Linked DNA regions of Mus musculus: region 1 is linked to region 2. The links are chromatin loops, found by intact Hi-C in ENCODE. Cell type or tissue: gastrocnemius. All regions are shown on one strand. Links, peaks and the distances in the headings refer to the core of each region. The heading gives the core; the rest is flanking DNA.

What was found. Peaks named below come from ENCODE experiments on the same cell type or tissue, not always from the same donor. Only the 100,000 strongest peaks of a DNase experiment are listed, where the experiment ranks them.
Region 1: it touches region 2 in a loop (2.4-fold over the local background); 4 of 42 quality-filtered maps call a loop at or near these places.

Annotation. Positions count from the first base shown.
Region 1 is chr13:55,753,426-55,756,339 of GRCm38, forward strand. All of the region lies in intron 2 of Pcbd2 (pterin 4 alpha carbinolamine dehydratase/dimerization cofactor of hepatocyte nuclear factor 1 alpha (TCF1) 2), which reads left to right. Among named protein-coding and RNA genes, the nearest start is that of Pcbd2, 28 kb to the left of the region's middle. In gastrocnemius, for the core only: no CTCF peak of the experiment used is centred there; no DNase peak of the experiment used is centred there.
Region 2 is chr13:55,950,350-55,953,263 of GRCm38, forward strand. No RefSeq gene overlaps it. Among named protein-coding and RNA genes, the nearest start is that of Gm31542, 42 kb to the left of the region's middle. In gastrocnemius, for the core only: no CTCF peak of the experiment used is centred there; a DNase peak (open chromatin) is centred at 1,597.

The DNA.
Region 1 (2,914 bases), core at 160-2,659, 200 kb before region 2:
GGCATTTTCAAATCCACCTAAGTTTTCACACTTTATACTGAAAGCAGACACGAGCGAGACCATGGCCTGCCTCTCTGTCCAGTTCCCATCTTCTTTTTAGTTGTCTGTCACAGTTGGAAGCAAATCTATGTCTATCCCCAAGATTCCATTTGATGTTCTGCTGGGGGGCAGGAACTCCGAAGTCACTGAAGAAGTCCCTTCCCAGCCATACAAAGTGCCCAGGCACTATATCTGTCCAGTGGCCCAAGGTATTTCTTTAGAAGGCTGGTTTTGAGAACAGAAATAAAGCTTTAGAAGAATTGATTATTTTTTAAAGTGGACGTTTATTTCCACACAACACAGAAATGGAGTAAATTTTAAAATAATCATTGCGATGCCCAGTAACTGCCTTTACCATGAGTTAATGTTGTATTACCTTAAGTAGTTTAGATGTTGGAAAATGACTATAATTTAAAGTTAAATAGATCAGCTTACAGTGCTGGATAGTCGCAGAGTATTTTGTGCGTGCATTGACTTATAAGGTAATATTTAGCTTGGTTCTTTCATAAATAACATCCCATGTTGGAAATGAAAACTGTGGTATTAACTGCATTTTTATTTAGAATTTTGTTTTAAGCCATGCAAAATTCTGTCATATAATTGGCTTTTAGGATTATTGTATATGAGCAAAGTATATATTTTCCTCTAATGAAATCCTTACTTGGAAAAAAATTGGCTGTCACAGTTGACTAAACAAATACATGCACACACACACACACACACACACACACACACACACTTATGTATAAGTCTGTATATATCCATGTTACAAAAGAAAATTTTCATTCATTCTATCCACACACATTTATTTGTCAAATACAGCCAGTATTCAGTAAATCATTAAAGATGAATTTTATTTAAGAAACGTTACTTTGTTCTCCTGAGACCGTACTACCAATGGAATATTGCAGTATTGTAGAGCTATAAAGAATTGTTTCTAGGGTAAATTTGAGGAAGAGGGAAAAAAGGAAGTTACAATACGTTGCCTACTTACCAATTAACTCTTACCTGCCAAAAAGCACATGAGACCCGCACAGCGGACATCCGCTAATCCAGTGGGTAGCCGTTCCGGGCTCTAATGCACACTGTTTTACACGCTAACGGTTTTGAAGTTCCAGGCCAGTGCTGACCTTTCACATGTGCCCCGCTCACAGTAGGATCTCCACTCATTGCTTCCTGTCACAACGGATTACAGTGACACAGCCCAGGACTCGCTTTGACTGCAATTAAGTTTTTGATCAGAATTATTTCGTTCACAAACAATCACATTTGTTAAAATGTTACATCTGTCTGAGAGCCGCTGGCAGCCTCCCTAGTTATCAGTGGGATGTGAGTGCAAGTCATTTGTCTTTCATAAAGCGGCAAGCAACCTTACCTATGTTATTTAATCCTCTTTCTTCTGCCGGTTTCTGCCTTTCATTTATTGGGGCTGGGAGGAAGCTGTGTCCTGATAGTGGTGCGAGGCAGTTTGGAGAGTTGGGGGGCTGTGAACAGGACTTATTTTTGGTGTAGAACAGAATTATCCAGCTGGGACCCAGGACACAATTACTGTTTCCAAAAATTGTCAGTGGCGATTCTGTTTCTGCGTGAGGAAATGTTTTAGCGTTGTGGATGTGGAGTGAGGGTTTGGTTCTTGGCCTGCCATGCCTTCCTCTCTGTGCCTCTGAAACACGGCCTTTCAGCCATTTTTGGACCCTGTGTTTCCAGTTCTCACACTGTGGCTGTGAGCTTGGGTACCGGAAGTGAGGCCAGCATCCCCTTGCTCAGGCTGTCCTAGCTGGAAGTGAGGCCAGCATTCCCTAGCTCAGGATCTCCTGGCTCCCTGTTTTCAGAACTGTCCTTTTCTTACTACAAAATGGCTGCAGAGACACAAGGAGCTTTCTCTGCCAACTCTGTTTTCTATCTGCCTGTGATGTGGGCTCAGCGGGCCTGTTCGCATTTCCCTGCACGTCACATTCCCTGCACAGGGTTCTAGAGAAAGTCTTTCCTTGGCAGCTTGTACCCTGCATGGGATCCTTTGGGGACTGAGTTAGGCTAAGAGTGTGACTCGGTCTTTGACTTGGTTTAGTGAGAACCGAGCCTGGGAGGCTGGCACGGAGGTGGTGACGGCAGAAGGGACAGAATGGAGTTGGAAGGCGATGAAGTCCGAAATACTTGAATGGTGTCTGAGAGCTTGAGAAATTTTAATTACTTTAAATATATATGTATACATTTAGAATACCATTAAAGGGATTTATTGCCAGGTTCTAAAATACTGTATTATAACCTAAACTGTTTCCCATTTGTTTTGACGTAGCTGGGCTCATTTATTACTAACTCATAAAGTTACAAGTGGCAAAAGAAAGCCATTGCACTCCCAAAATCTATTTAACTTTAATTTTTTAAGCGTTTTAATAAAGTAAGGCCTACTTTCCCATCCAAAATGTAGAAATTTTACTGGAATGAAATAGTGCAACCACTGGCTGCATTACAACGGCCTTCATTTTTCTTGTCGTCAGATTTCTGAGCAGATTTTTTTCTTAAGTCCGTTAGTGTAAAGAAAAAAAAATTTTTTTGACCATGTTTACTGTTTAAAGAAATGCTCAACAGTATTAAAATTTGAGAGAAAACTCCAACTGGAGACCGAGTATACCTGATTTTTATTAGATTTTATTTGTTGTTTGTGTGCATGTGTGTGCAACCGAGTGTTTGCATTCCTGCACACATGCCAGGGTGTATGTGTGGGGGCTGGAGAACAACTGTGGCAGTCAGTTACCCCTCCCACCTTGGGTCCTAGGGATCTAACTGAGGTCTTTGGGCTTGGTAGCAAGCACCTTTCCCCGATGAGCCGTCTCTCCATCACACCCCCGTGTCTCTTTTAACCTTAAAAATTTAA
Region 2 (2,914 bases), core at 165-2,664:
AAGTGCGCGCGCACACACACTCATTCTCAGAAGCCTGAAGAGAATGGATCCCCGGGTGCTAGAGTTATAGGCTGTTGCAAGCTGCCTGATGTGGGTGCTGGGACCAGAATTTGAGTTCTCTGCAAGAGCAATGCATGCTCTTAATCACTGAGTGGTCTGGCCAGCCCCTGCATGATTCTTTTCAGTAACTCGTCTCCTCTCTAGAGACATGTCATTCACAATTGACATAAGAGAGCTGCCTGGTGGGAAATGTGTCTGATGGTAGGAGCGTTCTGTAACCACTCTCACGATGGGATATGGAGCTGATTTCTGAGTCTGGCCTCGTGATGTCTAGTTTTAGATTGACTTGGTACAGGCTATAGTCAACTGAGAGGAGGGAACTTCAGTGAGAAAATGCCCTAGTAAATCAGACTGTAGGCAAGCCCGCAGGCATTTTATTAATCAGTGACTGCTGAGGTGTGTGTGTGGGGGTGCGCAGAATATTGTAGATAGGGCCACCCCTGGGCTGGTAGCCCTGGGTTCTATAAGAAAGCAGGCTGAGCAAGCTATAAGAAGCTTGTTTCTTGTGACCCCTAGACTGGGATCGGGAATTCCTGCCCAACTCTTGGCTGAATCAGCTCTTTATTAACCAATCAGAGGTGATGGAAGACAGTGTTTACAAAACACTGAGACTGGAAATGCTTGACCGTGCTGTCTAGTTGCTGACTGTAACTAAATGTCTGGGCAGAGAAATGAGCATTTGAATACATATCCCCCCAACAGCTCTTATGTGGGTGCTAGGGATTAAACCCCGGTATACAATAAGCATCGTATACCCACTAAAGCACCTCCCCGAGTCTGAACCTCTCCTTCCGCAACTCTACAGCAGGGACAAAAATATGCCTTCTAAGGGGTCATGAGCACTTAGAAAGATATCGGGCATGCAATTCTCATAGCTTTGGGGCCCACAGGCCTTCCTGTCTCTGCATAGGCAGCTAGAAGTGATTAGAAATCTGTCCATATTGTCTTCTGAAAGACTGACATCTGAAGGTCCTTGTCCTGAGTTTCAGTGGCACTCGGAGTCCTAGCAGCAATCCTGGACCACCCCATCTGCTGTTCCTTCTCTCTTGTGTATGCTTATTTCAGCTCTCTACTCTCTGTGAGCATGGGCCCTGCCTTCAACCAAGTCCTTTTCCAGATTGGTCCTTCTCCATGTTCTCTCCCAGGTTTATGCACCCAGAGGCACCCAGGATGGGCTGGCACACCAGACTTTCCTTAGAGTGCAGAGGGGCAGCAAAGGACCGTGGCAATGCTAAGAGCCAGCGTGTGGCTCACAGTTCAGCTTCTCAGTGCCAACAGCATCCCTTTTGTGTGCTAGGCACCACATTGGATTTTAATATCCAAAAATCTGTGTGAGGTGGGCACTCCCGAGATCTGTATCCTGGGTAAGAAACCAAGCCCCAGAGCCCACAGAGACTTTAGTTGTACAACTGCTAAGACCGGGACATTTGTCACCCCTGAGACCAGTTCTGGAAAGTCAGCTGGGCCGTAGGCCATGGGGGAAAGCTCTGATCTGGAAGGAGCCCCTCAGATCCCAGCCTTGCCCCCCAGGGCCTGGCAGGAAGCCCATCTGGGTGAGGAGGGACTAGGTGACAGGCAGATCCGAAATGTATAGGATTAAATATTTACATCAGGAAGGATAAGGGCTAAATGCCTCAGATGCAGCAAGCCAAGGGGGAGTGAGCATCGCTGTGGGGTGGCCCCCAAAGGGTGTCCTAAAGAAGGGTTTCTTTGGGAACAACAGAGCTCCTTAGGGGTGGGCTGGAGCAGAGACCTGGTGTAACTCCTACATGGGAACATGAGGTGGTCAGGTTATGTGGGAGACACCTACGTCTGTAGAATTAGGTCTGTTCTTCTGCAGCAGCTGCAATTAGCTGCAGGCGTGGGAAGACAAGAATTCCCATGGCCAAGGCCACTTCTGTACCTGGGGTGGCTTCCCTGGGTTCCTGCTGTCCAGGCATTTCTGCTTCCAGCAAGGGCAGCCCAAAGGCAGGTATGTCAAGTGGGATGCCAGAGTCCTCGGTGGAAGAGTAACTTGTCCTAGCCTCCTCCTCCTCTTGCTGCTCAGCCTAGTGGTCCAGCTAGCAAGGAAGTCCATTGCTGCTTCTCTCTGACGCAGACACCACCCACTGTCTGGAGTGAAGCCGCCTGCCTTTTCTTCCTAGAGCACTGGTTCTCAACACCCTTTGGGCGTCCTATATCCGATATCCTGCATATCCAATATTTACATGACGATTCACAACAGGCGCAAAATTACAGGTATGAAGTAGCAACAAAATAACTTTAGGGTTGGGGATCACCACGACATGAGGAACCATGTTAAAGAGTCTCAGAGATAGGCAGGTTGAGAGGCGCCATCTTAGAGCTATGACCAGTCAGCGAGGGCCTTGCATACCTCCCCGCCAAAGGAAGCTCAGCTCAGGAGTGGGAATATTCAAAGAATTTGGCCTTTTGAGTAGTTTAGCTTACCCTGCCATTAGCAGAAAATATTGACTGGAGGGGTGGATTCATTCTACATGTTTTAATTTTGAAAAGTATCTGTATTGTGAGCATATGTGTGTATCTTTGGATGATTTGTGCGTATGATTGCTGGTGCCCACAGAGACCAGCAGAGGGCAATGGATCCCCGAGAGCTGGAGTTCCTGGCAGCTGTCCTTAGATGGGGTGTTGGGAGCCAAAGGAGCATCCTCTGCTAGCAAGCATCCTCTGCTAGCGCAGTATGTGTTCTCAACTGCTGAGCCGGCTCTCCAGTTCCACTCTTGTCACGAAAATGTCATTCGAGTCATCTACTTCTATCCTGACCCAGGAACTGCTGCTGTCTGTGCTTGTGCTCAGTGGCCATGCCTTCCCTTAACGTGAAACAGGAAGGAAAAGG